Linked DNA regions of Homo sapiens: regions 1 and 3 are each linked to region 2. Evidence: chromatin contacts called from ENCODE Hi-C or POLR2A ChIA-PET data. All regions are on one chromosome and are shown on one strand. The core of a region is the stretch at or near the end of the contact, and the rest is flanking DNA. Distances in the headings are between cores, read along the strand shown. Region 1 holds the start of ZNF827 (zinc finger protein 827). Region 2 holds the start of MAML3 (mastermind like transcriptional coactivator 3). Region 3 overlaps ARHGAP10 (Rho GTPase activating protein 10).

What was found. A loop is a pair of places that touch in the nucleus more often than their neighbours do. ChIA-PET counts read pairs that join two places held with the same protein, here RNA polymerase II (POLR2A). Pooled maps may share reads with other maps.
Region 1: a loop to region 2 is called in a pooled map, with 27 times the contacts of the local background. The contact joins the promoter of ZNF827 here to the promoter of MAML3 in region 2. A Hi-C loop is called at or near these places in 7 of 50 pooled maps.
Region 3: a map of naive thymus-derived CD4-positive, alpha-beta T cell shows a loop between it and region 2 (19-fold over the local background). The contact joins the enhancer-like site here to the promoter of MAML3 in region 2. A Hi-C loop is called at or near these places in 1 of 168 maps with a recorded cell type or tissue (naive thymus-derived CD4-positive, alpha-beta T cell) and 4 of 50 pooled maps. POLR2A ChIA-PET finds 5 or more read pairs at or near these places in 1 of 52 experiments (naive thymus-derived CD4-positive, alpha-beta T cell).

What each region holds. Positions count from the first base shown.
Region 1 is chr4:145,937,393-145,940,092 of GRCh38, reverse strand. ZNF827 (zinc finger protein 827) reads left to right here and starts at 1,270. Exons shown (of 15, transcript NM_001306215.2): 1 at 1,270-1,728. The coding sequence starts at 1,686. RefSeq lists an enhancer at 1,894-1,953 and silencers at 2,328-2,397, 2,518-2,700.
Region 2 is chr4:140,152,796-140,155,509 of GRCh38, reverse strand. MAML3 (mastermind like transcriptional coactivator 3) reads left to right here and starts at 1,326. Exons shown (of 5, transcript NM_018717.5): 1 at 1,326-2,650. The coding sequence starts at 2,183.
Region 3 is chr4:148,055,581-148,058,342 of GRCh38, reverse strand. The region is part of intron 20 of ARHGAP10 (Rho GTPase activating protein 10); the gene reads right to left. Among named protein-coding and RNA genes, the nearest start is that of MIR4799, 270 kb to the right of the region's middle. RefSeq lists an enhancer at 2,221-2,762. Within about 2 kb of position 1,307, at least 9 of the 41 ENCODE cell types and tissues checked have a DNase peak (open chromatin) inside an H3K27ac peak, as active enhancers do.

The DNA of each region.
Region 1 (2,700 bases), core at 21-2,520, 5.8 Mb before region 2:
ACATAATAAGATGATGAGTCAGAGTTTTAAAAAAGCTAAAAAGGGAAGATGTAGTTAAATAATGCACCTTTTTATTTTCTAGCTACATGACTCATGACATATAATGTATTCTGCTAAGTTCAAAGTTTCCTCTTACAAAGAGAGTTTTATGAAACAACTCTTCTTCAGACCATTTTTATTTCAATTATAGTAGCAGGTTTTGGAGTTTAAATCATTAACAACCTCTGAGTGAACTTTTATCCAAATGACTGCAAGTCACAAAGAGAACAGTCCTCTTTCACCAAGTACCTTTTGTGCTCTAGTGAGACCCGTCCTTTTCTATTTTTCTCCTTTATGTCTCTCTTTGAAGAAAGATGTGTGATTTGTAAGGTAATGAAAGTATGTATCAGTTAATGAAAACTGCTATATTGGGCTCATAATGCACACTGGAATTGCTTCAGGGTAAACTTCATATACCTGCAGTATATAGCAGGGGAAAAAGTGAATTTCCGAAGTAAAGATTGCTGTGTGCACTCTAGGAGTATCACGTAGCAGTTAAAGCAACCATCAGGGGTGACCTAATCTTATTTTCCTCTCTTTGTCAAGTAGCTGTAATGTTCATTTAGGAGCATTTTTCAGTTTTAACTCCAGTGGACACTCCAAAACTGGGCACTTATTCTGTCAACTGTCAACCAAGTTATTGATTTCACCATATGTTGTCTTCATTTTTTTTAAATTAGTTTTTTTGGAATGTTTTTGAAGAGTGTGTGGGAGACGATAACCTCCAGATTTAAGGTGATGGGGTAGGGACAAAAGCCTGCAGAATTTCATACAGAACAAAATGTAGCTTAATAAACAAAAGAAAGTGAAGAGAGAAATTTATTTCCTTTTTAAAAGTCAGTAAAATAATGAACTAATCGTTGTTTAAAGAGTGAGAAAAACTTTTTCCCCCTAGATTTGGTGACTAGCGGGATAAATTTGAAGAACTCCATCCCACCCCCGCACGCGCGCCCCCCATTCTTTCCAGACAGAGCGGTTGTAAATCCGAGGCTGAGTCCGCCCTGGGAGCCTTGGGGCACTTTCCTCTTTGCTCTGTGTGTGTGTGTGCGTGCGTGTGTGTGTGTGTAGCTCTCGCTCTTTCCCTCAGTCTGTGCCTCTTGTGTGTGTGTGTGTGTGACAGAGAGAGAGCGAGAGAGAGAGCGCGAGAGGAGAGAGAGCGAGAAAGAGAGAGAGAGAGAGCAAGAGAGCGAGCTGTGAGCTGTGCTGCCGCCGCCGCTGCCCTTTGATCCCGACATTAGTGTTAGGGGCTCGGAGACACAGAGCGCGGCCATAGACACCGCCGCACCGGCACTCATTTATTTATACCTCCCATCACACACGCGAGCATAGGACACACACACACTCACACCTATTAGATCCGTTTCCATTGAAGAATATTACGCTCGGGGACAAGCCAGGTGCACGACCAAAAATTTAAAAAAAAAAAAAAAAGGAAAAAAGAAAGGAAAGAAAAGAAGAAAACCCCTCTTCTGGCTCCAGGAAACAAGCTTCAACCCATTGCACACACCGGAGAAGGGGTTTCCCCCTGCCCGCCCGCCCGCCCCCCAACTACCTCCCCGCTCCTGCCAGTGTCTGCCTCTCTGCCCCCACGGGGGTTTATTTGATCTCACATTAACCAAGGAGGAGAATGTGAGAAAAGGGGGAAAATGCCCAGGAGGAAGCAGGAGCAGCCCAAGCGCCTTCCCTCACGTAAGTCATCCCTTCTCCACCTCCTCTCGTGCCATTTTCTCGCCCTCCCTCTCCTCTTTCCCCTCCGCAGCCTCCTCCGTTGTTTTCTGCATTAGTTTAGGGTTACAGAGGTGAAACTGACAAAGACACAGCCCGGGTTACTCCTCGTTTAGGTCTATGCTGAGGCAGCCATGTTGGTGATGATCAGCCCCGTGCCCTTTCTATTCTCTCTCTCTTTTTCTTTCTTTCTCTCACCCCCCCCCTTTTTTTCCTTGAGATCGGGCTTTTTTTTCCCTTTCCCTCCCCTTCCCCCTCCTCACTCTGGGTTGCTGGGGGGAGGGGGCAAGAGAAGGGAGGAGGGGAGTAGTGTGGATGCCGGGGGTTTTATCGGGGGTTTGGTGGGGGGAGGTGGGAGAGGTTGGAATCTTAAAAAAAAAAAAATTCCTTGTGGATTCCGGCGCCTGAGGGTGCGGGGGTCGGGGCGCGCGGAGGGCTGGGGGCCGTGACATGGCGTTTGGGGGTGTCGGGGAGAGGGCGCGCAGCAGCCGCCGGGTACAGGATCCAGGGAGAGGTCCGTCCCTGGCTAAAGGTTGCGCCGGGGTTGGTCGGCCCCCGAGCCGCCGGCGGCAGCGGCGGCGGCGGCTGGAGCAGGAGGAGGCGGAGGTGGAGGAGGCGGCGGCGGAGGAGGGGAGTCGGGGGCGGGCGAGGCGGGAGCGGCTGGGGAGGGTGTAGGGGCACCGCACACAAACACACGGGTACACACGCGCCGCCGGGCGGCTGCTCCCGCGGCGCCGAGGCGAGGGGGCGCGCCGGGGCGCGGGGCGGCCGGGCGGGGGGCGAGGCCGGGCAGCGGCGGGCGGATGTGGGGTGCGGGAGCTGCGCCGAGGCGAAGGCAGGAGGCAGGGCGGCTCGCGGCGCGCGAGGTCCCTGCAGAGCGGAGGAGAGGGAGGAGCAGGGCTCCTGGCCGCAATAAAATGCGGGGTCAGTCGGAGC
Region 2 (2,714 bases), core at 77-2,576:
ATGACTAATGCATAAGATCCAAAGTTCTTTTATTCCTGGCTATTTTAGAAAACTGGGGTGTATTTTTACCCTAAAAACTAATTCTTAAGATTTATTGAAATAATACAAAATGACTTATAATTAACATCTCACAATCAAGATTTATAGTTTACTGATTATTAGAGAAATAATAATTTCTCCATCTTAATTTTTAAAAATATGTATATGCAATGGTTTAAGTCCATATTCAAGAATATTTGATCCTTAGTTGTTATTTTTGTTTTTAGATAATATCGGGAAAGATAATGTGCTTTAATAAAATGGAAAGTTTAGATTGATTTCTGCAGTTGCTAGTCCATTTTAATTGTACTTATTGTGAATTCATTGAAATGGAAAGAAATATATCCAGCAATAAAGTAGGCCTGTTATTTTTGCTTGTTTTTGTTTTGGTCATGACAAACTGTGAAATGCTGTGTTTTTTCTATAGTTCTAGTCTATGAAATCTGCAATCTTTCCACTTGATTTACGAAGGACCTTAATTACTGCTGTCATTAGCACCTAGTGTTCAAAACAGTCTGTTTAAATGTACTGTTAGTCTCACCTCCAAGTCCCTGCTTGCTTTATTTTTTTCCAAGGGTAAGTAAAACAATAATTGACTTAGTAACAACAATCATTATGTACAGTGAGTTAAATATTACACATTTTTGATGCCTATTTCTATTTATTTAGAATTTGGTATTTGTGTGTTCAGTCTGGCCTAGACTTGGAACAAGTGTCCGTAAGTAGCGCTGTTACTAGCGCAGACTTATTACCTGGGTTTTAAAAACAAGTCACTCATTTGCCTTTTTCTTTCCACATGGATAGGGATGACAGACAACTGCTGTAAAGCTTCAATGTTTCTGCCTGGTCATGCACAGTTCTGCAATATAATGCATAAATGTATAACAACAACTTGGGATCGCTTGATACTTTCCTTGGAATAAGGAAACCCTACCAGGCGCGTCCCCGCGCACGCGCGCGCGCATACACAGACACACACACTCACACACGCTCTCACGCACACACACAGGTCAAAAGTTGATTTATTTCTGAGATCCCCCCAGAATCTTTCTTCTCTCCGTCGCCGACGGCTCTGGGCTTCTCGGCGGGGCGGTAGTGTGGTTGGGGGCGTAGGAGGGGCGCCGGGCGCCGAGGCGACGGAGACGGGAGCCGGGTGCTGGTGCGTGCCGCGCCCGCTCCTGCCGGGTGAGAGTCCGGGCCGGGTTTTGCGCCGTGTCCGCGGGCCTGTCTCACGGCCTCCAGCCGCCGCCGCTGCCGTGTTTACTGAGCTCGCGCGTCCTGATATCACTCCGCTGGCATGGAGGAGGAGGAGGAGGTGGAGGAGCGAGAGGAGGAGGAGGAGGCGGCGGCGGCGGCGGCGGCGAGCAGTTGATCATTGTGATGGTGGCAGGAGCAGCGGCGGCAGCGGCAGCCCAGCCGAGCGTTAGGTGCTGCTCTCTGCGCGGCGTTTTGCAAAGGACTTCACCGATCTACTTTTGCAGTCGCCTCGGACTGTCCATGTGTTTACTTCCCCCAGCCCGAGGATTCGATATCTAGGTTCCTGTGAAATGCAACTGAGCAGCCAAAGTACTTTGAGAACACGGGGCGGCATAAACACCAAAACTTTTTTGTGGAAGGAAAATGCAATAAGCAAGCTTGCCGTTTTCCGATGCGGTGTGGAGTGAGTGTGTGTCGCGCGTGTCCGCACTGGAGGCATATGCTTGTGTGTGTACATGGGGTGTGTTTTTCGGTATGTAGGGAGAAAATGCTTGCCAACCACCGGAAATCTCCTGGAATTTATTAGAAAATAATGGATTATAAAAAGAAGGCAAGCAAGGAGCGGATCTCCCCTTGAGTTGCAACCCGATTTGCTGCTGGCTCAGTTTGTTGTGATTCTTTTTGTTGATAGGTGTCTGATGGTATTCCGATAACGTTCCCCCCTTTTCTTCCCCTTGAGCTTTTACAGTTTAAAAAAAGGAAACAAAAACCACCCCAAAATCTCCCCCCCCGTTTTTTTCGCCCCGTCGGGATCGCCGTTTCCATCCATGTGCTTGCGTCTCCCCCGCGTTCCACTTAAACTATTTTAATCCTTGGACCCAAGGAGGAGGCTGATAGGGGGGTGGATAAAAAAAGTTCTTCCAAAATAGTGTGCCCGGGGAGCAGGATGGGGGATTTCGCAGCCCCCGCTGCTGCCGCGAATGGCAGTAGTATTTGCATCAACAGTAGCCTGAACAGCAGCCTCGGCGGGGCCGGGATCGGTGTGAATAATACTCCCAATAGTACTCCCGCTGCTCCGAGTAGCAATCACCCGGCAGCCGGTGGATGCGGCGGCTCCGGGGGCCCCGGCGGCGGTTCGGCGGCCGTTCCCAAGCACAGCACCGTGGTGGAGCGGCTCCGCCAGCGCATCGAGGGCTGCCGTCGGCACCACGTCAACTGCGAGAACAGGTACCAGCAGGCTCAGGTGGAGCAGCTGGAGCTGGAGCGCCGGGACACCGTGAGCCTCTACCAGCGGACCCTGGAGCAGAGGGCCAAGAAATCGGGCGCCGGCACCGGCAAACAGCAGCACCCGAGCAAACCCCAGCAAGATGCGGAGGCTGCCTCGGCGGAGCAGAGGAACCACACGCTGATCATGGTGAGGGCGCACGGGCAGCGGGCTTGCGGCGCGCGTTGGGGGTGGTGGTGGTGGTGGGGGGCGC
Region 3 (2,762 bases), core at 58-2,557, 7.9 Mb before region 2:
AGATATTTCACTACGGTTATACAATACGAGATCAAATCAGAAGTTTGCACTGCAATGAAAGATTCTAAACTCTCATTTGCCAGGTCTCTGAGCAGAAGCTAACACATTAGTGAAATGATCTTTCATGCCAGTCTGGGAAACATACAGCATAAGTCTAGAACAGCTGTCCTGGGCAAGAGTGTTTGAAAATGTTAATAAAGACAGAAGGAAATATTGTAGATCTGTATATTATGGGAAAATCTCTGTTCAAATAAATGCCAGTTATTCCTTAAGTGCCAGGAGAGGGAGAACTCCACACGCAAGCACATTGTTTGGCTCCCCACGAGCACACCGAGGGACAACAGCAGTGCAGAGAAACAAAGGCCTGTGACATGCAAGTCGCCATAACCCACGGCGTTGGGGGAGAAGGACTTTGCTGCCCATCAGGAAGGTTCGGAGTAGACCCACTGGCTCATCATTTACAGTCTGAGGACTTCCTGTCAGGCCTTGTGCTAGTCCCTGGGGACACCCAGGAAACCGTGACACCACCTGCTCTGCAGCCAAGTGAGTGGAGAATGCCCAATTAATAACCATAATACAGGCACTGAGAGCCATGTAGCGATCTGCCCAAGGTCCCTCAGAGGAAGAGTGGAGGAAGCACCTAATAACCATGGGGATAGCCAGGAGGGCTTCCTGGAGGAGGCAGCATCTGTGCGGAGCTAATGCTGAAGCTGATGCTACCATAGTCAACATCGTCATCACCTCCCCACACCCAGGCTCATGTGAGGCACAACTGTGCAATCTAGCCCTGTGCTAGATGCAACAGGCAGGCACTAGTACACTTATTCCCAACCACCCTATTATTCCACATGACATATGAGAAGACCATCTCAGAAAGGTGAAAGCAACTTACTCAAGGTCATGTTTCTAGTAAACCCTGTTTTGACAAGACAGCACAGATCTCAGACCCTCAAGTCCTTTTCAGTGACTAGAATGGAATATGGAAAGAATGGTGAGAGATGCAAGTACCGGGATATTCAGGAGGCACAATCATAACCTAAAGGCAAAGAGGGGCCATTGAAGGATTGTACGCATGCAAATTACAAATGCCTAAGACTCTGCCACTCTGCAGAGAGACCTGGGTGCCAGAGCTGGCACTATCATTGTTGGCTGAGTGCCAGCTTGCAGTTTCTTCCTCCCCTAGGCTTGTTCCTCTTTTTGTCAATAGCTAGAGGCTATGCTGAGAAGGAAGCGAATGACTTACGAGTGCCCCCCAGAGGTTGGCCCACAGTTGCCATCATTAGCCTGCACTTAGTGTCATCCACAACTGAAACTTGGCTGAGCAACCTAAACTCCCTCAGCTAACGTGAAGAGAGTCATGACTCATCGGCTGGGTCACTGTGGGTTTAAATGAGATGATAGGCGTAAAGCCCTGAAGCATAGCAAGCAGTCAATAAATGAAGCCCTCACTACTATTACATATTTCTAGGTCAGATCTTACCTCTGATTTCTAGGGTTATATCATCACTAACCATTTAATTTACCAAAAGACAGCAAATCAGCTATGCAAAGGGAAAAAAGTATGACTATATTAAGTAGATGTCATCATTTAAAAAATCTAAAGTTGCTTATAGAAACATGGCATCCTGGATTTGAGCTTGAAACAGAGAAAGAACATTATTGGAAAGACTGGTGAAGTCCATATGAAGTCTGTGGTTTAGTTAACAGTACTGTATCAACACTAATTTCATTATTTTTAACAAAGGTACCACAGTTCTGTAAGATGCTAAGAGCCGGAGGTGGGGTGGGGGCGGGAAGTGAAGAGGGGAAGTGAAGGGTCTACGGAAGCTCTGTAGTATCTTTGTAACTTTTCTGCATACCTTAAACTATTCCAAAATAAAAATTTATTTTAAATGATACATTATAAAAAGAACAACCCCACATAGGTTTTTCAGTCACTGAAACACTAAAAGCCTTCTGAAATTATAAATAAACATTTGAGGGCATCCAAAACCCATAGGGAAAATGTCTGGTTGGTTTAATGACAAGAAGAGATGTGTGAAGCTTACACTGAAAATCACCTGGCACTCTCCATCTACCACCACAGTGGTTAACTGCACTTCCTAAAGCTGGGTTTTAAGAAAGGTGGGCCCTTCCAAACAGACCTGTTTTGATTACTGATTAGCTCAAGATCAGTAAACTTATTCTGTAAAGGGCCAGAGAGTAAATACTTCAAGCTTGGCAGGCCTTCTGCAACTACTCAATTCTGCTATCACTGTCAGTGAAAAAGCAGCCACAGACAAAACGTAAACAACTAAGTGTAGCTGTGTTCCAATAAAACTTTATAAAGACAGGTGGCAGTGGGCCACGGTTTGCTCACCCCTGGATTAAACAGACCAGATAAGAAGCCTGGAAGGGACGTGGGGTTTGGGGGAGATGAAGACAATTCGGATGGAGAATCCCCTCCATCTTCACTGGTTTTGTGGTGCGGGGCTCCCCTGTTCGTGCCTGGGGCTGACCCACACATACCCAGTGCTTTCCTGCAGCAGAGGCCTTCTTCAACTGTATAAGATCATCTCTCAAGCAGCAGGGAGCCAGCCAATACATGAAGCCAGCACGTAAAAGCAGTAACTTGTTCACCTTTGAGAACAAATATCTTTATTTTGTTGCTTCCCTGAGACGGAGTCTTGCTCTGTCACTCAGGCTGGAGTGCAGTGGCGCAATCTTGGCTCATTGCAACCTCCGCCTTCCAGGTTCAAGCAATTCTCGTGCTTCGCCTCCCG